3 separate regions of the Homo sapiens genome follow, and all the other regions are linked to region 2. A link is an interaction called in ENCODE POLR2A ChIA-PET data of the cell type or tissue named here. Cell type or tissue: PC-9. All regions are shown on one strand. Region 1 has its middle 61 kb from the start of CSE1L. Region 2 overlaps DDX27 (DEAD-box helicase 27). Region 3 overlaps ARFGEF2 (ARF guanine nucleotide exchange factor 2).

Region 1 (8,000 bases), 140 kb before region 2:
TTTATCGATCTCAGGCGGGAACCAGGGAAGACGTCTCTAAAGTGGTGCCTGCACAGCATCCTGGCCAGTCAGGAGGAAGCAGCAACCTAAGCCAACTGCCACAGGTTGGCCCTTCCAAACCCCAGCCATGGGAACACCTGGCCCTCCCCACTGTGCTTAGGAACTGAGTGCTTAGGAAACTAAAGGATGGATTTGGCCACGGGATGGGCCAGAGGTGCTCCAGAGCCAGCTGAGGCACATCAGGCCAAAGTCACCCTGCACTTCCCCTGAGGCAGCAGTTCCCACCAGGATTCACAAGATTTGGAGTGCTGTCAGAGGAACCGCAGTCATTTATGGCTGTATATTTTGTACTAGAAAAAAGTCACTAGGAATTCATGGGTGATATTGCTTAGGACAGTGGTTCTTAAAGTACCGTCAACATCACTTAGCACCTAAGTGCTTAGTAGAAACTACTTCATCAAAAACTCTGGGAATGAGACCCAGCAACCTTTTAACAACCCATCCAGGTGATGGGATGCATGTTCAATTTGGTGAGCCATGACTTAGGATAAAGCTAAGTAAAAGTAAGTAAGACATAGACGGTAGCAAAAATTGTGAAGATCAGGTTTGAGAACAGTGGTCTAAAGCTTCATGACCACAAAAATTGGAAGGGACCACATTTTAAAGATGTGAAATTAACAGCTTTACTTTTGTGCAAGAGGTGGCAGAAAAAAGATGAGCTGTGGTAATTAGGGCCCATGGGGCTGAGCATCATCACCCCGGGAGCTATGGGCCTCGCTGGGCCAAAAATAATGTGGCCCCTGGGCTGCAGAAGTTCTGAGCATTTCCAGTTTTCTTAGCTGAAGTTTGATTCAGCCTTGAACGGTGTTTACATTGTACTTGTTCATAAATCCAAGGAACCAGGAAAGAAACTTACTAAGACTCAGAATTTTCAGGCACACATTACAAAGTTGCCAGCACATTTTCAGCCACCCACCAGGTGCACATACACTCTGCGTACAGAACAGACACCAGTCAGAGGTTTGCACAGCAAAAGGGCCAAGCGACTTCCAAACTACAGAGAATCTCAGGCCATCTGCCTTGGGAGGTCTTTTGGCAGCCATAACAAATAGACTCAAAAAGGCAACTACTACAAAGAACAGAGTCTGAAGAAGTGACGCACAGGATGCTGACAGACCCTTAGTAGAGATCCTTATTCCAAAGGGGCATCAGCTGCCTGCTAATCCATCCAGGGTCAGGAGGAGATTCCTAGTGAGGCCGCTACTGCAGTCTAAGGAGTGGGAACAATCACTAGCCAGACTGGAGCAGCCCAGCTCTGAAGAGGAGGGGCTGTCACCTGATCCTGCCTGTGCCCCATCAAGCTCTGGAGACCAAGCAAAATCAAAGCTCCAGGCACACCTCAAAGCTCGCTTGACAACTGAAAGAGCCATTGTGTGTGCACTGTAGGTAAGGTCGTGGTAGAGCTGCCTGGGAAAGGGTGGAAGACACACTAAGATTTATGATTGGATACAGGGCTTGTGGGCAACTTCCAAATTTTTCATAATCTACTTTTAAATTAAAAAACCATCTTAGGCCAGGCATGGTGACCCATGCCTCCCAGCACTCTGGGAGCCAAAAGTGGGAGGATTGCTTGACCTCAAGTTTGAGACCAGCCTGGGTACACAGTGAGACCACATCTCTACAAAAAAAATTTTTGTAATTAGCTGGGCATAATGGCACATACCTGTAGTCCCAGCTATTCAGTAGGCTGAGGCAGGAAGATCAGCCTGAGCCTGGGAAGTCAAGGCTGCAGTCAGCCATGATCACACTGGTCTGAGCCTGGGTGACAGGGGGACCCTGTCTCCAAAAAACCCCAAACAAAAAATAATTTTAAAAATTACTGGCTGGGCATGGTGGCTCACACCTATAATCCCGCACTTTGGGAGGCCAAGGCAGGTGGGTTACCTGAGGCCAGGAGTTCGAGACCAGTCTGGCCAACATGGTGCAACCCTGTCTCTACTAAAAATACAAAATGAGCCTGGTGTGAGGGCACGCACCTGTAATCACAGCTACTCAGGATGAGGCAAGAGAATCACTTGAACCTGGGAGGTGGAGGTTGTAGTGAGCTGAGATTGTGCCATTGCACTCCAGCCTGGGGGACAAGACTGAAACTCGGTCTCAAAAAGCAAAACAAAATTGCTACTATACATAGACTGCTTTACTGTTGTCATTGCAGACCTGATGTTTGTAGGTTTCAGTGAATGTAAAAGAATGTGTGGATGAACGGTTTTGTTGTTGTTTTTGAGACAGAGTTTCGCTCTTGTCACCCAGGCTGGAGTGCCATGGTGCAGTCTCGGTTCGCTGCAACCTCAGCCTCCCCAGTAGCTGGGATTACAGGTGCCCACCACCACGCCCGGCTAATTTTTAGTAGAGACGGGGTTCCATCATGTTGGCCAGGCTGGTGGTCTTGAACTCCTGACTGCAGCTGAGCCACTTTACCCGGCCAGATGAATGCATTTTTTAAATATTAAACTTAGGTTAGAAGCACATAATAAAGCTGTACACATCTCCTACAGTTTTCACTAATGAAAATTGGGATGCCATTTAAATTACAAAGAAGTCTGAGGAGAATGTCCTACAGACTAGTTTCACATGCACATGCTGTCCTTACATGCTTTGTATACAGACATTAAACACATCAGTACAGTACACAAAGTAACAAGTTCCACGAACTCAGCACCACAGGAAAGGTTTACAAAAAATCCAAGAAGATGGCTATGCTGCCCATTAACAAACTCCCACCTCCTATCTTTGAGTTAGCCATTGCTTCTTAAAACAATGTATCTCTTTAAAAGCCCTATTTAAGAACATTGGCCAACTCCTCCACTCTTCCCTCTGCTAATCCTGCTCTGATTAAGTGCTTGACAAATCCAGTATTTATTGATTTGGAATTTCAAGTAAGTTTTTTGTTTTTAAGAGCACACAGGCATTTAAGCCCTTAAACCAGAAGTAGTGATAAATACTGCTGCTTTTTATTGAGGCTGAGTCTCCAACACCTAGGCTATAGTTGCAGTAGCGTGATCTCAGCTCACTGCAGCCTTGACCTCGGGCTCAAGTGATTCTTCCACATCAGCCTCCCAAGTAGCTAGGACTACAAGCCCATGGTACCACCATGGTGCCATGCCGGGCTAGTTTTCTGTTTTTTTTTTGTTTTGTAGAGATGGGGGTCTCTATGTTGCTCAGGCTGGTTTCAAACTCCCGGGCTCAAGCAGTCCACTCACCGTGGCTTCCCAAAAGGCTGGGAATACAGGGATGAGCCACCATGCCCAGCCAGTGGATGCTTCTGACATGTTATGTGCAAACAAAGCCAGACCTCTCGGGCCTCAGGTTTGCTTCCTGGGATGATCCTATTCTACTGAACTCACACTGATCCCTATAAAGCAAGCAGCAACATCACGCTTTTGGGAAAGGCCAATATGTTTTCCTGTCGATCATACCAATCCCAGGCGCCCTCCTAACAGGAGGGATCCAGACTATGGTGTCCATCACTGAGCATTCACCCAACAAAGCCACTTAAAAAAACAGCTCAGTAAACTAGATTCAGAAGTGATACTTGTTTGTAAGACCTATCCACATTACTCTGGCTTAAGAAGGCCTGAAAACCCAGAAAAACACCCAGCTATGGGTGAAAATACTTACAGGTGAATGTTTTAGTCTAGGATTAGCATTAAGATACTTCAGGAAAAAAATAATGGGGAGGATGAGACAAGAACAACAAACTCAAGACAGCTATGAGGAAATAACCATTACCCGTTAAGTTTTCCCTTTAATGACCATGAGGACAAAGTCATGACAATGCAGTCACCACCCACTTTTTGAAAAAAAAAAACAATGCCAATGTGGGAACCGACTGAGTCCCAAGCTTATCTACTGTAGGATCCAAGAGAGAGACAATCTCAGTGTTGGAGAATGCACTGAGAACATAGAGGAGAAGGCTACAAAGAACACTGAGTATACAAATGCATACAGATAGATGTGTATAGATATATATACACATAGATTTCCTGTCCGCTACAGAGGTCTAGAAACAATAACACCCCAGTAGCAGTAAGCCCTCAGAGCATTCAGATCTTGGTTTCTAAATGCTGTCTTCTAGTAGAGGGAACCAGGGCTCCTTAGGAAAATGGCTGAATCAGGCTAGGCGTGGTGGGTCACGCCTGTAATCTCAGCACTTTGGGGGGCTGAGGCGGGCGGATCATAAGGTGAGAAGTTCAAGACCAGCCTGGCCAATATGGTGAAACCCCATCTCTACTAAACATAAATACAAAAATTAGCCAGATGTGGTGTGCACACCTGTAGTCCCAGCTACTTGGGAGGCTGAGGCAGGAGAATCGCTTGAACCCACGAGGCGGAGGTTGCAGTGAGCTGAGATGGTGCCACTGCACTCCAGCCTGGGCGACAGAGTGAGACTCCATCTCAGAAAAAAAAAAAAAAAAGGCTGAATCAGGACTAGGGGAAGGAAAAGAACAAGATGAACCCCAAATATCTCAATGTGTCAAGTTAGTCTTCAAAAAATGATGGGGACAAATGACAGTTTTTGTGGACATAGAAAAGCCCATCCTAAAATTTATAAGGAATCCTAAGGGACCCTGAATAACCAAAAACAATCTTGAAAACTTAGCTGAAGGACTCATAGGTTAAGATTTCAAAATTTACTACAGTAATCAAATCAGTGTGGTACCAGCACAACAACAGACATATAGGAGGCTGGTTGCGGTGGTTCACGCCTGTAATCCCAGCACTTTGGAGGCTGAGGTGGGAGGATCACTTGAGCCCAGGAGTTCAAGACCAGCCTGAGCAACTTGGTAAAACCTTGTCTCTACAAAAAAAAAAAGAAAAAATCAGCCAGGCATGGTGACATGGTGACACACGCCTATAGTCCCAGCTACCTGGTAGGCTGTGAGCCAAGACTGCACCACTGCACTCCAGTCTGGGCAACAGAGTAAGACCCTGTCTCAAAAAAAAAAAAAGGCCAGGCGCGGTGGCTCACGCCTGTAATCCCAGCACTTTGGGAGACCGAGGCGGGTGGATCATGAGGTCAGGAGATCGAGACCATCCTGGCTAACAAGGTGAAACCCCGTCTCTACTAAAAATACAAAAAATTAGCCGGGCGCGGTGGCGGGCGCGGTGGCGGGCGCCTGTAGTCCCAGCTACTCGGGAGGCTGAGGCAGGAGAATGGCGTGAACCCGGGAAGCGGAGCTTGCAGTGAGCCGAGATTGCGCCACTGCAGTCCGCAGTCCGGCCTGGGCGACAGAGCGAGACTCCGTCTCAAAAAAAAAAAAAAAAAAAAAAAAAAAAATATATATATATATATATACACACACACACACACACACACACACACACACACACACACACACACACCCCCCCCCCCCCCAAAGGAAGAGAATCCAGAAGTCCTTCCATGTAATTTTTGACAAGGGTGCCAAGACCATTCAATGGGGGAGGGACAGTCTTTTCACAAATACTGTTGGGAAAACAGTGTGCACTTGCCAAGGAATGAAGCTGGACCCTTACCTAACACCATACACAAAATTAGCTTAAAATGGATGAAAGACCTAAATCTAAGACTAAAACTAAAACATGAGGCAAATCCGCAAATCTTCATGAGTTGGACTTAGCAATGTTTTCTTAAGTATGACACCAGAAACAGGCAACAAAAGAAAGTAATAGACAAACTAGACTTCATCAAAATTAAAACCTTTTTTGCATCAAAAGCTTTTCTGCAAAAAGCTTTTGCAGAATGAAAAAACAACTCACAGAATGGGAAGAAAAAAACTGCAAGTCACATCTGTTAAGGGATTAATATCCAGAATACACACAATACTCCTAAAATTCAACAACAAGCAACATGATTCAAAAAAAATGGGCAAGACTTGGACAGACATTTATCCAAAGAAGATAGACAAATGGCCAATAAATACGAAAAGATGTTCAACATCGTTAGGGAAATGCAAACCAAAACCCCCATGAGATACCACCTCATATCCACTAGGACAGCTACTATTTAACGAAACAATAAACATTGGCGACAATGTGGAGAAACTGGAACCATCATGCACTGTTGGAAAGTGATGGCTGCAGTGGGAAACTGGCAGTTCCTCAATATGTTAAAAATAATAGGTCAGACGCAGTGGCTCACGCCTGTAATCCCAACACTTTGGGAGGCCAAGGCGGGCAGATCACTTGAGGTCCGGAGTTCAAGACCAGCCTGGCCAACATGGTAAACCCCCGTCTCTACTAAAAATACAAAAATTAGCCAGGTGTAGTGGTGGGCCCCCGTAATCCCAGGTACTCGGGAGGCTGAGGCAGGAGAATCACTTGACCCTGGGAGGCAGAGGTTGCAGTGAACCGAGATCGTGCCACTGACTCCAGCCTGGGCAGCAAAGGGAGACTCCATCTCAAAAAAAAAAAAAATTATATGCAGCAATTCCACTTCTGGGTACATACCCCAAAGAGTTGAAAGCAGGGTCTCAAAGATTTTGTATACCAATATTCACATGTGGAAGCAACCCAAGTGCTTTTTTTTTTTTAGACTGAGTCTCACTCTATTGCCCAAGCTGGAGTACAGTGGCACAGTCTCAGCTCACTACAACCTCCACCTCCTGGGTTCAAGTGATTCTCCTGCCTCAGCCTCCCGAGTAGCTGGGACTACAGGTGCGCGCCACCATGCCCAGCTAATTTGCATATTTTTAGTAGCTATGGGGTTTCACTATGTTGACCAGGCTGGTCTTGAACTCCTGATCTCAGGGAATCCACCTGCCTCGGCCTCCCAAAGTGCTGGGATTACAGGTGTCAGTCACCGTGTCCAACCCCAAGTGCCTACTGACAATGTATTGATAAGCAAAATGTGGAATATATACACACAATGGAATATTACTCAGCCTTAACAAAGGAGGGAAATTGACATATTACAACACGGATAAACCTTAAGGACATTAGGCTATGTAAGATAAACCAGCCACAGAAGGGCAGATACTGTCCATTTATAGGAGGTTCCTAGAGTGAAAATCATAAACAAGTGGTGGTTTCCAGGGGCTGGAAGGAGCATGCGAGGGGAGTTAGTGTTTCATGGGAACAGTTTAAGTTTTACAAAATGAAAAGTTATGGAGTTGGATTGTGGTGGCTACACATTATGAATAAACTGTACACTTAAAAGTAGTTAGCAGTCTGGGCAACATAGCAAGACCTCGACTGTACAAAAAAAAATTAGCTGGGCATGGATGTGCACACCTGTAGTCTCAGCTATTCGGGAGGCTGAGGTAGGAGGAAAGCCCAGGAGAGCAAGGTTGCAGTGAGCCAGGATCACACTGCTGCACTCCAGCCTGGATGACAGATTGGGATGCTGTTTTAAAAAAAAAAAAAAAAAAGTGGTTAATAGGATGGTAAATTTTCTATGTGTCTTACCACAATTTTTTACAATTTTAAGATGGAAACATGCCAAAAGGACACAAGAGTCACCTTGACAGGTCTTCTGATGTCCAAATTTGAAGTAATTTGAACATCAAATAAATGGTTGCAATGGATTGCGACCCAGACTAGGAGTCCATTAGCTGACACACTGCATCAATGGGGAGGGAAGGCGCCTCCATGCAGGGGCAGGGTGTCGGCAGAAGGAACATTGGACATGGAAGCTCATGGATGGGCAGTGGTGGTGGATTCACATGGAAGTTGTAAGTGAAGGACAAGGATGGAGGGTAGAGGTCTGAAGAGGAACAGGCTGGTCATGTGCTTTGAGGATGCCTCCCCACAAAATACTCCTTGATTACCAAGAGACATAGTGTGACCTGACTGACAGTGGAGCAATCTGCCTGGGTCACCAAGGTTAACAAACTGTATGCCCCTGGAGTGACATACAGAGAAGAGCGCAGCATTTCTGTGGCTTTCCTGCCACAAAAGTGCTGCCTAGGTCTGGTCACCATCATCCAGACCCAGGCTGAGGGTGTACTACAGAGAGGTCT
Region 2 (8,000 bases):
CCCGCCTCAGCCTCCCAAAGTGCTGGGATTACAGGCTTGAGCCACCGTGCCCGGCGAGCCCTTGGTATTCTAATGGAAGCTATGAGTCTTCTGCCTCCTTCCCCATTTCCAGTTTTTGCACACCTATAGCTTTATACTATGTAAATTCAAGGGTACCTGTCTGTTCTCCACCCCCCACCCCTCTCAGAGCCACCTGAGGATCCCAAGGTGAGAACAGGAGAGGGGTGTTCAGTTAGCACTGTTCCTGCCTTGGAGGTGAAATAGTACATTGTTGGGTTCAGAAATGGAGCTTTCCTTCAGGGGAGTGATAACTCTTTCATCTCAAGTTCCATCCTGCAGAACCCCAGAGAATCCTGGCTTGCTCTTAGGAATATGTTGTCCCACACCATTTTCCCCAGCCCAAGGTTGGGGCAGGGGCAGACTAAGCTTCCCAAGTAGTGGTATATACCTAAGAAGGGCCTCTTCCAACCTTGTTTTAAAATTGGGCCCTGACTTCCAGAAACACGTTATCAGGTGGAAACACATAAAGGCTTAGAACTTAGGGCCTGAAAATGATGCATCCCAGAGATGCTACTGCTTCATGTAGGAGCTGGGGAGGGTGGGGGTGAGACAACACCCATTTGTTCAACAGTTTGCTCATTTCAGCATGTCATCTTCTCTCACAGCCCTTCCTTTGAAGAAAGGAAACAGTTGGGCTTGCCCCACCAGAGACGAGGAGGAAACTTTAAATCTAAATCCAGGTGATACTGGCTGTTTTGGAGGGGCATAGGTTTTGGGATTAGAGATAAAAACCTTTCATGGAAAAGAAGCTTCTCCATCCTCATTCTGGTCTTAACTCTGATTTTCTTACAGATACAAGAGGAGGAAGTAGCTGTCGTGGCCTGAAGAAATTCATGGGGGCAGCCCTTAAATCCCTTCCCTGTGGGAAGTCATCCTGGCTGGTCTGTCTTTTCTCCATTTGTTTAAAAAAAAAACAAAAACAAAAAACAACACTTTGGTGTGGTGGTATGGTACGTAGCTATTTTCCTAAGCATGTCTGTCAATCTCCCTTCTTGCTGATTAGCTTTCATATGACTATATTAAATGGAAGTATTTTTGGGAAAAGAGAAACCAATCCAAGTGTATATCTTATTACTATCTCTTCCTCAATGGCAAATGTGCCCACAGTCTACTAGCTTGGTATCACCACATACAGTTGGTATGCATAATCTTTATGCTTGTAGAGGAACAGGGTATGGAGTGAGGAAATTCTTGGTAGAAGTTCTCTTCTAGCCTGGGGAACATAACAAGACCCTGTCTCTTAAAAAAAAACAACAACAACAGAAAAGTTCTCTTCTGTTGATACTCTAGAACTAAGAGCTAAATGATAGCTGAAGAAGATAGCTAAATGATAACTCTTAGTTCTAAAACATCAACAGGGGAGAACTTTAGCATGAATGCCAACCATGCACCAGATATTCTGTGTGCTGAATAGAATCCAGTCAACTCACTGCACTCCTGTGAGGCAGGCAGTGATATCCTCATTTTCCAATAAACAGAGGCTTGGAAAGACTAACTTTCCAGAGTTGCACAGCTGGGAATTCAGGTTTTCAACCAACATCTACTTGAACCCTCACCTTACCTCTTGCTGCTGTGCTGTGGAAATGCTGCTGGAGAAATGGAAGCCCGAAAAGGACAGAAGGAGCCTTGACACCATAAATTAGTTACTTGCTGCAAAAACCAGAGTCTCTTGTCCTCCAGGCTGGAGTGCAATGACACGATCTTGGCTCATTGCAACCTCCACCTCCCGGGTTCAAGCGAATCTCCTGCCTCAGCCTCCCAAATACCGGTGATTACAGGTGCCCGCTACCATGCCTGGCTAATTTTTGTATTTTTAGGAGAGACAGGGTTTCACCATGTTGGCCAGGCTGGTCTTGAACTCCTGACCTCAGGTGATCCACCACCTCAGCCTCCCAAAGTGCTGGGATTACAGGCTTGAACCACTGTACCTGGCCAAAAACCAGTTTTGATCCTGTAAGAACGTCGGTTCTCATCCTTTTCTGACTCAGAATGAGATGAAAGCTGTGGGGCCCCACCTGGAAAACTGTATAGTTTGTTATAATTTCAGGGAGTACTTACCACCCTACCCCCAGCTTAAAAATTATAAGTTATCCAGTAGCACATACCCTAGATACTAAAGAGTGTGTTCAAAGCTATTCATTCAGGCTGCACCTAAGTCACCAACAGAGGGTCCAATTCAGAAAATGATGGCACAACTGTGTGATGGAGTACAGTTCAGACTACTGTCTTACTGGATTTTACAGAAAGTAGGTTATTAGGCTAAAAAAGCCAAGTGCAGAACTGTGTACTTTTTCTTTTCCTTTTCCTTTTTTTGAAGCAGGGTCTCACTCTTGCCCAGGCTGGAGTGCAGTGGCTTCACTGCTCACTGCAACCTCGACCTCCCCAGGCTCAGGTGATCCTCCTACCTCAGCCTTTGGAGTAGCTAGGACTACAAGTGCAAGCAACAACACCTGGCTTATTTTTGTATTTTTTTTTTTGTGGAGATGGTTTCGCCCTGTTGCCCAGGCTGGTCTTGAACTCCTGGGCTCAGGCCATCTGCCCAATGTGGCCTCCCAAAGTGCTGGGATTACAGATGTGAGCCACCATGCCTGGCCTAAGGGATGTGTATTGCATGTGCATAAGTTCTCTCTGGGAGGACTCAGGAAGTTAACAGGGTTTGCCTCTGGAGAAAGAAACTTCAGGTATACCCTTTTGTACAGGCTGAAAAAATGTTCTTTTTACCGTGGGTAAAAATGATTCATTCACCAGCTAAATAAAAATCCTGTATCACAAAAACAAAATCACAGCCTCACTGTAGACAGTGCCTTCCCTGTGCCCGTCTTCACTGTCTTTGGCTGAGTTGCTTCTGAAAATTGAGGATACACGTGGACCACTGATTTTCTCAATCATTGTTTTTAATTGGCTTTATAAGCTAAAGTGCATAGTAAAGACAAAAAAAGGAAATGCATACATAGGAAAGGGACACTTAGAAAGGACCTGAGATACCTAAATGTCTGTTCTAAGGAACACTGGAAGGAGGGAATGCAGATGCAGGCAGCAGGCCTGGGTCTGGCTTCTGGCCTGGGTTTGGAGCCTGCAGAAGCTGCTGGCATGCTAGCTCTACCCAGGGAACAGCTCCAAGAGGGAGTGTTGGGATGAAGGATCACACTTGGGATAGGTGCTGCTGGTACCAAATGTGATTTTAGCTCCATTCAGGGCCCAGGGGTAACCAGCAGTGCCACCAAACCTGTCAGCAGGTAAAGAAACTTCTACCATCCCAAAGTGCAGGTTACAGGAAAGGGGTCACTCCTTAATGACGACCTGGGCCTGCTGCATAAGGCCCATCTTATGCAGCATGTGGGCTGTCCCATCTTCCCCACTCTCAGTGACTATGTAACTGTGTCAGGGTGAGTTGGTGCAGTCTTTTGTCTTATCACGTGCCTCCATCTCCTGGAGGCAGGGTGCCCAAGGAGGGCAGGGAGGGGTTCTTGTGCTCCTTTAAGGGATAAGCAGTTCATAAACAACTATGGGCCTCTGTTTATTATGAGAGTTAGTCTGCAAATTAGGGCCTGGCAATTAGAATCGGTCTGCATCAATGAGCTCATACTCTGTTCCTGGGGAACAATGTAGAATAAACATCTGACCAAGTAAAGACCCAGAGATACCACTAGGTGGCCCTAGGTGGAAGCCCCAAACATGTTCCAGGGAGTCTGTCCACTAATTTGCAGGAGAGAAGGGGTGAGATTTGTTAACTTTGCTCTCAGTTCTGGAGATAAAGTGCTTACTCTAGCGCAGGGGTAAATCTAGAAACAAATGTGGGTGAGCCCTAAAAGTGGATCCTTAAGTAGGTGCTAAGACTAAAAAGAATGATTTTTTTTTTTTTGAGACAGAGTCTTGCTCCTGTCGCCCAGACTGGAGTGCAATGGCATGATCTCAGCTCACTGCAACCTCCGCCTCCTGGGTTTAAGCGATTCTTCTGCCTCAGCCTCCCAAGTAGCTGGGATTACAGGCGCCCGCCATAACGCCCAGCTAATTTTTGTATTTTTAGTAGAGACGGGGTTTCGCCATGTTGGTCAGGCTGGTCTCGAACTCCTGACCTCGTGATCCGCCTGCCTCGGCCTCCCAAAGTGCTGGGATTACAGGCGTAAGCCACTGCGCCCAGCCTAAAAAGGATGATAATAAAAAACAAACTTCAGTTCCTTCATTAGGGAGCTGGCCCCAGTCATTCAGTGGCGAGGGCAAAAGGCAGTGGTGTACCATCTTCCTACATCATCCCCTGGATCTCCTCAAAGTTCATCAGGTTGTTGGCCGTGTCAGACCAGGCAGCATGCTGGGCTCCATCCATTTCAGAAGCAAGCTGGTTGCTTCTTTCCAGAGTATGATTTGTGCCACCAATCACTTCCTTACAGTCAGGACACGTGCCCCTCTCCATGGCTCCCCCACAATCGCCAATCACATAGATATGGCCATTGCGGCACTTGAACCAGTGACCACGAGGATAACCTATGGCACTGACAATCTGCACTCGCTCTTCCTCTGAGATGCCCAGGCCAGAGCAGGGAAGGGTGGCTTTCAGAGCTTCCATCTTTTCCTGCACAAGTTGTTCATCCTCTTGGGTGAACTTACATGTTTTCTCAAGGATATTCTGGACACTATAGACCTCTACTGCTATGCTATCTTTCACCTTCTTCTCTGCTATCTTGTAGCGGGTCAGAAGGTTCACCAGGTATGTGAGCCTCTGGATTTCACTTCGGAGGTCACTTAGTTCCTGGCTAGTGAAGCTCAAGCGCTTCTTGGCCAGCCACTCATGGACCTGTTCTAGTCGAGTCCTCACTCTTTTCTCTTCTAAGACATGCATCTTTTTCAGGGAATCCCACAGGCTGGCCAGGTGGTCATAGAAGCTGATGTAATTCTCAACCAGACCCAGGTCCTTCACTGACAGATTTTTCTGGGCCAGCTTCTCCTTTAACATCAGGAAGTCTTCAGGAAGCAGCTGGTGGAGGAGGCTCTTCCTCTCCAGCAGGGCCTTAAGCCGTTCCTGGCTGGTTGCTATTTCCCCTGCTGAGCCCTGGATCTTTTCCTTGATGATTTCAATCTCTTCTAGCCGCTGTTTTATGCTAGTTCCATACCTCAGGTTTTTGCGGATGGGCACCTGGCAGATAGGGCAGACTTTCAATCTGATGGCGACTTCATCATCCTTCTGTTCATTCATGTAGCGGTCTAGGGCTTGCACCTCAAAGATGTGGCTGCAGTCTTCCAGCTGCACAAAGCGGGCATCAGGCTCATCCTCAAAGCCAAAGAATATTTGGGTGACCTCATCCATGTGGCAGATCCGGCATTTCTTGGGGCATGGCTCCCCACAGAGACCAATGCAGGGGTGGCCACAAACTAGCAGCTTAGTACAAGGCACATAGCATGGGGGTCGGTTGCAGGGCTCAGAGCAGAGTTTGGTGCACTGGTAGTGCTGGCAGCGCCAGACACAGGGTTCCACGCAGGGACTACACAGCTCCCCACATTTCTTCTTGCACTGGCTGTGGACACAGCGGTTCTGACAGGTCCGCTGGCAGGGTGGGCACTCACCAATGCATGGTTCCTGGCACTTGTGTGAGCAGATAAGCAGGCGCTTGCAGGGCTGCTGACAGCGTTCATGGAAACGCCCTTCGAAGCAGCTGTGGCAGGAGCCTGGGCAAGGATGCCCGCAGTCCAAGATAGTGCCACACTTTGTGGTACACTTGACTAGCAGACCACCATACAGGAGGCCTTCCACATGACCACATTTTACCGGTTGACTGTGCCCACACTTGAGTTTTATGGTGACCATTTCTGAACACAGCTGCACACAGTCCTCACCACATGGGTGGCTGCATCTGTGCCCACATCTCAGAGACTTGGAGCAAGGCTCCTGGCAGCAGAAATCTGACTCAGGCACGGAACAAGGGACCATTTGTTCATGGCCGCACCGAGGAATGGTTTTGGGCACCTTCACCTGACAAGGCTGACACTCCTGGAAGCAAACAAGGGGACACCGGTGCCCTTCCTGACAGATGACCTTCTGGCATGGCTTCATGCATTGGAACTCCTTGTGTGAAGAGTCATAAGGGTGGCAGGCACGGGTGCAGACATGCCCACAGCCCAGGCGGAACTCGCAGGGCAGGCTGCAGCCTCCTTCGGGTACTTTTTGGAAGTCAGAAGCTTTGGATACTAAGGTGTGGGTTTCAGGGTGGTTCTGGCAGCAGAGCCGGAGCATGGGGCCTATTTGATTGTTCTCTCGAAGTGTATGAATGATCTTGCTCCACAGGGGCACCTTGGCCAGCATCTGCATGTTTCCGATGCAGTACATTCCCTTCTTGGCTCGGGACAAGGCCACACAGATGCGGTTGGATATCTGCAGAAAACCCACCTTGCCTTCTTGGTTGCTCCGCACTAGCGAGAGGAGGATGATGTCATTCTCTTCCCCTTGGTATTTGTCCACAACATGGACCCTGACGCCAGCAAATGTCTTGGCAGGCATCAGTTTGCGCAGGCAGAAGAGCTGCCCGGTATAGGTAGTGAGGATGGTGATCTGGGAAGGCAGGTATTCCTGGCACAGGAAGTACTTGCACAGCTCTACCACAAAGTGAGCCTCATGCTGGTTCTGATGGCTTTTGCCCTCTTGGATTTCCTGTTCAGGAAAGTTGTGTTCTACAAAGAAAAGGTTGGAAGACACCCCCTGACAGGGAAAAGAAGTGACATGTTAAAAGGTTCACTCATGGCACTTGTTTTTTTCTTCCTCTCTTGACATGCACTGGCCACTTACTCTGCTCCAGAGAGAGACCTTGGAAAGCTTTTTGTCCACTCAACATCACTATCTTTAGTTCTTTAGTTAGTCATTGTGTGCTTCATTTTGGGGCCACAGCAAGTTATGAAAATAAAAGATTATGTCTCTTTCAGTTTTCAAGATACTTGTTTGATGTTAATATTTAAAAAAGCTGGCTGGGTACAGTGGCTCACGTCTGTAATCCCAGCACTTTGAGAGGCCGAGGTGGGTGGATCACCTGAGGTCAGGAGTTTGAGACCAGCCTGGCCCACATGGTGAAACCCCGTCTCTACTAAAAATACAAAAATTAGCTGGGCGTGGTAGTGGGCGCCTATAATCCCAGCTATTCAGGAGGCTGAGATGGGAGAATAGTTTGAACCCAGGATGCAGAGATTGCAGTGAGCCGAGATCATGCCACTGCACTCCAGCCTGGGTGACAGACAGAGTGAGACTCCATCTCAAAAAAAATAGAAAATAAAACAGCCATCCACAATCCAACCATTATAGCTGAAAGAACAAGCAGTGCTGTGAGGAGGATGATGATAATGACAGAGCAGCTAACTTACTGAGCACTCCACTGTGCTGACTGCTTTATATACATTACCTCCTTCCATACAGTAATGGGATATGGCAGGAGCCATTATTCTTATTGTCCAGAAGAACCTGATACTCAGAATTTATTTATTTATTTTAAAAAAAGAGACAGTCTTGCTATGTGCCCCAGCCTGGTTTTGAACTCTTGGCCTCAGCTGACAATTTTTTTTTTTTGAGACAGAGTTCACTCTTGTTGCGTAGGCTGAAGTACAGTGGCACGGTCTTGTTGGCTCACCACAACCTCCACTTCCCAGGTTCAAGCGATCCTCTCGCCTCAGCCTCCCAAGTAGCTGGGATTACAGGCGCCCACCACCATGCCCAGTTAATTTTTGTATTTTTAGTAGAGACGGGGTTTCACCATGTTGGCCAGGCTAGTCTCCAACTCCTGACCTCAGGTGATCCACCCATCTTGGCCTCCGAAAGTGCTGAGATTATAGGCATGAGCCACCACACCCAGCCAGGCACATGCCACCGCACCCAGCTAATTTTTGTATTTTTAGTAGAGATGGGATTTCACCATGTTGGCCAGGATGGTCTTGATCCCTTGACCTTGTGATTCGCCCGCCTCGGC
Region 3 (8,000 bases), 300 kb before region 2:
GGAGGGAAAAGAGAAAGGTGTGAGCTCTTTAGCTTAAAACCAGAAATTTTTTCCCCTAGAAATATCTTATTTGTTCATGTCTTGTGTATGTTTTTCTAAATGAAACCTTTAGCATTAATTGGAATATTTGACACACATGGGCACATAAGGCATTTTTATACAGCCTCTTTTTTATTTTTTCCATTTTGTAGAGATGCAGTCTTGCTATGTTGCCCAGGCTGGTCTTACACTTCTGGCCTCAAGCAGTCCTACCACCTTGGCTTTCCAAAGTGCTGGGTTTATAGGCATGAGCCACCACACCTCCTGGCTCAGCCTTTCTTTCTTACTTGGTTTTTTTTTTTTTTTTTTTTTTTTTTTGGAGATGGAGGTTTGCTCTTGTTGCCCAGACTGGAGTGCAATGGCGCGACCTCAGCTCACTGCAACGTCTGCTTCTCGGGTTCAAGGGATTCTCCTGCCTCAGCCTCCCGAGTAGCTGAGATTACATGCACCCGCCACCAAGCCCGGCTAATTTTTTGTATTTTTAGTACAGATGGGGTTTCACTATTTTGGTCAAGCTGGTCTCAAAAGCCTCTTTCTTAATGGCGTTAAAATTCATATCAAGTAGAGAAATAGAGACAGTTGAATCTGTTGTTTTTGGTAGTTATGTGCTATAAAGTCACCTCCCATACTGAATTAGCAAACATTGAATCTTTGTTCCTGGAGGAACTACAGGGTTAGGTTCCTGCAAGCCTTTAGTCTTCATGTGTTTCTATTTAAAGAGACTATCTAATATCTATTGTTGATGCATTAACATTGAACTCAGGGGCCACGGTGCTATAACACATGCCTGAACAAAGCTTATCTAACACACATAATTTCTGTGTGAGGCACATCACCACCTTCTTGCTGTTAGGAACACTGGAAAGCACATCAGCACACCCTCGGGGTCCATTGTAAACAGCAAAATCACCAACAAAAAGCACCAAAATGCAAAAAACACAGCACTAACTACACCACTAAAAAGATACTTGTTTTCAGTAGGAGAGTGAAACAAGGAGGCATAGTGTTGCCTTGTTTGACCTCAGGAACATGAACATCAAGTGATTTCAAATTTTTTACTGCTCTGTGCATGTCTACAAATGACCAAAAAAGCCCCAGACGTATTGATTTGGGCTTATAAATAAATTTTAGTGAGTAGGTGCATTTGCAAGTATAGCTGCAAATAATGAAGACTGACTGTATTTAGAGTCACAAGTAACTTTGTTATAAATTACCTTTTACTGAAGAAGAAGCAAGAGTAGAGAAGTTAAGGTGACTTGTCCAGTAATATACAGGTAGTACGAGAAACAGGACTATAACTTGGGTTTCTTAATTCCTGGCCCACCATTCTTGTACTTTTGCTCAGGACCTACTCCTTAGGTTTCTGATTACCCCAAAGAACATTTATTCTCTTTTTTGTTTATTTTGAGTCAGGGTCTCACTCTGTTGCCCAGGCTGTAGTGCAGTGCCTTGATAATAGCTCACTAGAGCCTCTAACTCCTGGGCTCAAACAGTCCTCCTGCCTCAGCCTCCCAAGTAGTTGGGATTATAGGCATGAGCCACCACACCTGGCTCAAAGAACATTTATTCTTGACCTCAGTGGGCAGTCCACATCAATGAATAAAGTTTAATAAAATTTAAAAATATGTTGAAGTGATCCACAGCTTGCCAATACTTTCTAGAACAGGAATGGTGACCAGATTCTGTATTCTGATTGCTGTGTAGAAGAGGTGTCTGAAGAGGTGTACAGCTTTCTCGAGAAAGAGTACTGTGATTGATTGGTTTTATCTACCAAGGCACAGGACTGCAAAGTGGCAGTGAGCATGCCACATTTTTGGCATCTCTGGTCTAATATTTACTCTATTAATCTCTCTTCTTTGTTACATGTACTTGAGAATTGATGAGAGTTTCTTCACGGAAACAACTCTTCCAAATGCAAAGCCATTTTGTTATTCAGTGTAATTCTGTACAGATTGTCCTATGTGAGACATACAGTGAGCCAAGAATTGTTAAATGGCAGGCTTCAGTCCTACTTCTATCCTAAAATATTTTTTGCTGTGAACGTGTTCTGAGGAGATTTGGCAGAATTTGAATTTTAGTTGTTCTCTCCGCATGTTAAGGTTTTCTTTTGAAGGGAGTGCTGATAATGTAATTGACGTTCTAAGAACAGTGGCTGACATGCATTGAGCTCTTAGCCTGTAGTGGGCCCTGTGTGCTTCATTCACCGTACCGTGTGTAGTCCCCTCGACAGCCCTCTGAGGTACTTACTCTTGTCCTCATTTTAGAATCAAGGAAACCAAGGCTTAGGGAATGAAGTGACCAGCCTAGTCCAAGGTAGGCTGCAGTGCAGTGGCGCGATCGTGGCTCACTGCAAAGTCAAGTGATTCTCCCCGGGCTCAAGTGATTCTCCCACCTCAGCCTCTCAAGTAGCTGGGACCACAGGCTTGCACAACCACACCCAGATAATTTTATTTTTATATTTTTTGTAGAGACAGGGTTTCACCAAGTTGCCCAGGCTGGTCTAGAACTCCTAAGCTCAAGTGATCCTCCCGCCTAGGCCTCCCAAAGTTTGGGGATTACAAACATGAGCCACTGCACCCAGTGGGTTTCTAGGACTTCTTGACTCTGTGTCTGTGTTCTTAACCAGGGGTCATCAGCTTTGGCCCATGAGCCAAATCTGGCCTACTGTCTGCTTTTGCAAATAAAGTTTTATTGGAACACAGCTGTCTTAGTCTGCTTGGGTTGGTGTAACAGAATATCATAGACTGGATGTCTTCAACAACAGGCATTTATTTCTTACAGTTTTGAAAGCTAGGCAGTATAAGATCAAGGTACTGGCTGATTTGGTTCCTGGTGAGGGTACACTCCTTCTGGCTGCAGACAGCTGTGTTCTCACGTGTCATGGAGAGAGAGCTAGGTTTCTGGTTTCTTCTTAGAGGACACTAATCCTGTCATGAGGGACCTACCCTCATGACTGCATCTAAGCCTGATTATTTCTCAAAGGCCCAGCCTCCTAATACCATCACATTGCAGGCTTAAGGCTTCAACATACAAATTTTAGGGGGACACAAACTTTCAGTCTGTAGCAACAGCTATGCCCATTCGTTTATGTATTACCTGTGGCTGCCTTCCTGCTACTGTGACCTAGCGGAGTAGCTGTAAAGGAGACCAAATGACCCGCAGAGCCTAAACATTTAGTATGTGTTCCTTTATGGAAAAAGGTTGCTGCTCTTAACTGGCCCCTGCTCTTGACTGTACCCATGTGGTTCTGGCCTGTTTAGTAACAGAAATCGTTTGTTTCTGGAACTCCTTGCATCTGAGTATGATTTCAAACGGAAACACACCCTGCCTTGTTTCAACCCACTGTGAATCTTGAGTCTTATGGGGTATGGTTATCTCTCTTTTTAGAATGGAAGTTCTGGCTGGGTGCAGTGGCTCACGCCTGTAATCCCAGCACTTTGAGGCAGGAGGATCACTTGAGGCCAGGTATTTGAGAACAGCCTGGGCAACATATTGAGACCCCATCTCTACAAAGTAAAGTAAAAATAAAAAGTTAGCTGGGCCATGTGGTGCACACCTTTAGTCCCAGTTACTCAGAAGGCAGAGGCAGGAGAATTGCTTGGGCCCAGGAGGTTGAGGCTGCAGTGAGCCGTGATGGTGACACCTAACTCTAGCCTGAGTGACAAAGCAAGACCCTGTCTCTTTAAAAAAAGGAAAAACACACAGAAAGGAATGGAAGTTCTCTGAGATGTAATAGATTCTCTGAGATGTAATAGGTACACTAGGATTTCTTTGTTTAGTATACAAAATGAGTCATCCTTTTTATGACATGAGAAAGTGGCTCGGTGCTCCCTGGGCTACTGAATGGAAAAAATGTACTTCCCCATGGTGGCTGCCCTTGCCAAGCCTGTTTGACTGGCTTTTCCCAGTGTGGGCAAGGTAACCTCTGTCTTAGAAATGGAAGGCCAGCATCGGGGTAAAGTTTGGTTTGGGCAGAATTGAAACCAGCTGCAGATACATCAGTGCTATGCCCTGCCATTCCTTGAGCTTGGCGCAGCAGTAGGAGTGGCAAAGGTGCTTCTGGGATTGATTTGCCATAAGCACAGTTAGCTCAGGCTTCCTCTCCACTGGGAGAAGCCTGGAGACTTCCCCTGCGGCTTGCTTCTACCAGGTGAAAAAGATTCTGTCTTCCCTTTCTCCAGCATTTGGTCTGCTACACGCTTCCCCGCAGCCAGGGCTCAGTGTAAGGGGGGTTAAGGTCAGTCTTGTCTAAGCTACTAAGTAGTCCCCAAGTTTTTCTGGTCACATATCAATTTTATATATATATATATATATTTTTATTTTTTATTTTTTTAGAGAAAGATAGGTATTTTTTAGAGAAAGGAAACACCTTTCATTCTGTTACCTAGGCTGGAGTGCAGTGGCGTGATCAGGCTTCCGAAAACCCCGACTTCCCCAGGCTCAGGTGATCCTCCCATCTCAGCCTCCCAAGTAGCTGGGACCACGGGCTAATTTTTCTATTTTTTGTAAAGGCAAGGTTTTGCCATGTTGTCCAGGCTGGTCCTGAACTCCTGAGCTTAAGCCCACCTTGGCTTCCTAAAGTGTTAGGATTACAGGCGTGAGCCACTGTGCCCAGCCAGTTTTTTTGGTTTTTTTTAGAGACAGGGTCTCACTCTGTTGTCCAGACTAGAGTGCAGTGGCTTGATCATAGCTCACTGCAGCCTCAAACTCCTGGACTCATGTAATCCTCCCACCTCAGCCTCCCGAGTAGCTGGGACTACAGGTGTGTGCCGCCACACCCAGCTAGTTATTTTTTTTACTTTTTGTAGAGACCGGGGTCTTACTTTGTTGCCCAGGCTGGTCTCGAACTCCTGGCCTCAAGTGAATAATAAAACCATTTTTGAGGATATCCTGCCAATATATTCATATTTCTTTAATTTAAAATTATAGGTTAGGGCCAGGTGCGGTAGCTCATGCCTATAATCCCAGCACTTTGGGAGGCCGAGACGGGCAGATTGCCTGAGCTCAGGAGTTCAAGACCAGCTTGGGCAACATGGTGAGACCCCATCTCTGCTAAAAATACAAAAAATTAGCTGGGTGTGGTAGCACATGCCTATAATCCCAGCTACTTGGGAGGCTGAGGCAGGAGAATCACTTGAACCCAGGAGATGGAGGTTGCAGTGAGCCAGGATTGTGTCACTGCACTCCAGCCTGGGCAACAGAGTGAGACTCTGCCTCCAAAAATTAAAATAAAGTTATGGGTTGGGCATGATGGTTCACGCCTATAATCCCAGTGCTTTGGGAGGCCAAGGTGGAAGGATTGCTTGAGCCCAGGAGTTTGAGCTCAACATAGGGAGACCTCATTTCTACAAAAACCTCTTTATTTACACATGTTCCTGTTATTAAAGTATATATATGGCCAGGCGCAGTAGCTCACGCCTGTAATCCCAGCACTTTGGAAGGCCGAGGCAGGTGGATTGCCTGAACTCAGGAGTTTAAGACCAGCCTGGGCAACATGGGGTGCCTGTACTAAAAATACAAAAAATTAGCCAGGCATAGTGGCATGCGCCTGTGGTTCCAACTACTCAGGAGGCTGAGGTGGGAGGATCACTTGAGCCTGGGAGGCAGAGGTTGCAATGAGCAGAGATCGTGCCACTGCACTCCAGCCTGGGTGACAGAGTGAGACCCCATCTCAAAATAAATATATAAATAAATAAATTACATATATTGTAAAGCATACAAAAATACAACTTTGACAGGACAATTGGAAAAATATAAATAAAATTCTAACATTTTCTTTTTACATCCCAGTGAAGGCTGTAGGAAACCATTAATCTAAGCTGCCCTGTTTATACCATAAACATTATCTTTTAGCTCTTATTTCCAGAAAACTTTTGATTTTTTAAATGCACAATGAAAAATCAATTTTTAATTATGTAAGTTGTACATGACTACAGTCTCTGTTAAAAGGTTTTTAGAACTTTACAGATAAAATGAAGTTCCTTGGGCCACCAGCCCCAAACCCAATTGCCTGTTTAGGTGTATACTTTTCTTTCCTCTCTTTTTTTTTCAATAAGTGATATCACTTGTACAAGTTTCTCTGCAGCTTTTTACATTCAACACCGTTATCAGGCTCTAGCTATATCTCTCCATGTGGATCTAGTGCATTCTTTTGACTGGCATATGACGTGTCATGCCACCATTCCATCTCTCGCTCCCCTGTACAGAGGCACACACAGGGTTATAGTGAACATCTCTGTGCAAGCCTCCTTGGAGACATGCCTCAGTTTCTCTGGTCAGAGGTGACTCTTTGGATTCCTATCACTGAGGCAAAGTAAATAGAACCAACTTCAGAAGAGACCAGTGAGGTAGAAGACTTAATTTGTACCAAATATATTCATTCATGTGGGTGGGATAACTTGTAATACAGCTTACTTACCCTAACCTCTGTTTATTACAGTACAGAGGTACAGTATGTCCTATTCTGTACCAAGAAACCAACCGCATAGCATTTTCCTTCATGCAGTGAGTCCTATAAAGGCCTGTTATAGTGTATTATATTGTCATCATCTTCCCCTCCATGGCAGAATGTCCCTGTGCAAGCCCTGACTCATGTGTCAGTGGGCCAGCTGCCTAGAGGCCTCCCTCCCTGTCCGTCTTCCCGCCGCTCATTGCGTTAGCAAGGAACAAGGTGGGGACATCTACCTGGGGGATAGTGGGAGATAGGGGGCAGTATCTACAAGTCACACACAGCCCTGTAGGTCCCAGTTAGGACTTTGAGCTTTGGTGCACCTCCCTGGAGAATATAGACTCTATAAGAAAAATAATTACGTTTGTCTTACTATTGTATCCCCAGTGCCCAGAACAGGGTCTGTCACAAAGAAGGATGAGAAAGCAGAACCAGAAAGATCCACAGGATACAGGAACTCTCCTTTCTCCTGGCCTTGTCTCACTGCACAGATGAGGGGGGAAGTCATGCTTAAAACCCTTTCTGATTTGAAGAGTAATGTGCCCCTTAAGGAGTCTGGAGAGGGGAGGATACTTTCTGTCCTTTTCATACTTTAGTTAAAGTGCGAAAGTCGTAATCCATGTCCAGCCTGCTTTGTGGCATCAGTATTGCAGCCTACTTTTCAGCATTCACATTTGAGGAGTTCCTAGACCACCCCACTTGCAATCCAGTGCACAAAACAGACTTGAGTCTGTTAGATGTAAGAACAAGCAATGTCAAAACCAGAGCTCATTTTCCAGGTAGACAGCCCTGCCCTCCTAGGAAGCCTGCACCTGCAGCAGCAATGTGAGGGGTGAGGTAAAGGGCATCTGGACTTGCCCTTCACAGGCCACACCCCTCACCTGGAGATTTGGGGGTTGGACTTGAGCAGCAGAGTGTACGCAGGCCTCTCTCCTGCTCCTTCAGTTACTCCATCCAGTAGTATTGCATTTCTACTCTCAGCCACTCTCTCAATCCATTTTTCTTTCTGCTTGTTGAGTGGTGACACTTCACTAGCTAAGGAAGGGGAAAAGCCATTGAGAAACGGTGTCGGACCTTTGCAGAGCGGCCAGTCTTCCTCCCACAGTGGTGGCTGCTCTATAGATAACCTCAGGAACCTGAGTCCCCCTGGTGGGGGCAGAAGCATGTGACCAGTAGAAGCCAAAAAGGGGAAAGAACAGAACAGCAGTTTTAGGAGTCTTCACCAAGTCACTGGAGGCAGAGAATGCCTTAGAGTTCACATGTATATGTGCCAGATGAGTGATTCTTTTATCTGATCAACCATCAATATAACGTGGATAGCTTGGAGAAAAACACTGATTCCTGGGCTCCACCTGGAAGTTCTGCTTCAGTAGGTCTGGGTCGGAGTCCAGGAACCTGTGTTTTTAGTGAGCTCCCTCAGGTGATTATGTTTCTCAGCCAGGCTTAGAAATCATCCTGCTGCTGACCTTTGAGGTTCCTTCCAGCTCTGTCCTCCATGCTGACATCCCGGTTG

What was found. Peaks named below come from ENCODE experiments on the same cell type or tissue, not always from the same donor. Only the 100,000 strongest peaks of a DNase experiment are listed, where the experiment ranks them.
Region 1: POLR2A ChIA-PET joins it to region 2 with 6 read pairs; 5 of 35 experiments call an interaction of 5 or more read pairs at or near these places.
Region 3: POLR2A ChIA-PET joins it to region 2 with 10 read pairs; 1 of 35 experiments calls an interaction of 5 or more read pairs at or near these places.

What each region holds. Positions count from the first base shown.
Region 1 is chr20:49,103,133-49,111,132 of GRCh38, forward strand. No RefSeq gene overlaps it. Among named protein-coding and RNA genes, the nearest start is that of CSE1L, 61 kb to the left of the region's middle. In PC-9, no CTCF peak of the experiment used is centred here; no DNase peak of the experiment used is centred here; H3K27ac peaks cover 827 bases.
Region 2 is chr20:49,242,964-49,250,963 of GRCh38, forward strand. It overlaps DDX27 (DEAD-box helicase 27), which reads left to right. Exons shown (of 21, transcript NM_017895.8): 20 at 666-740; 21 at 853-1,110. The coding sequence ends at 871. It overlaps ZNFX1 (zinc finger NFX1-type containing 1), which reads right to left. Exons shown (of 14, transcript NM_021035.3): 14 at 2,937-6,748. The coding sequence ends at 4,304. Among named protein-coding and RNA genes, the nearest start is that of DDX27, 28 kb to the left of the region's middle. In PC-9, CTCF peaks have their summits at 3,741 (motif pointing right) and 3,944; a DNase peak (open chromatin) is centred at 3,668.
Region 3 is chr20:48,942,144-48,950,143 of GRCh38, forward strand. All of the region lies in intron 3 of ARFGEF2 (ARF guanine nucleotide exchange factor 2), which reads left to right. Among named protein-coding and RNA genes, the nearest start is that of ARFGEF2, 24 kb to the left of the region's middle. In PC-9, no CTCF peak of the experiment used is centred here; a DNase peak (open chromatin) is centred at 3,908; H3K4me3 peaks cover 1,351 bases; H3K27ac peaks cover 4,398 bases.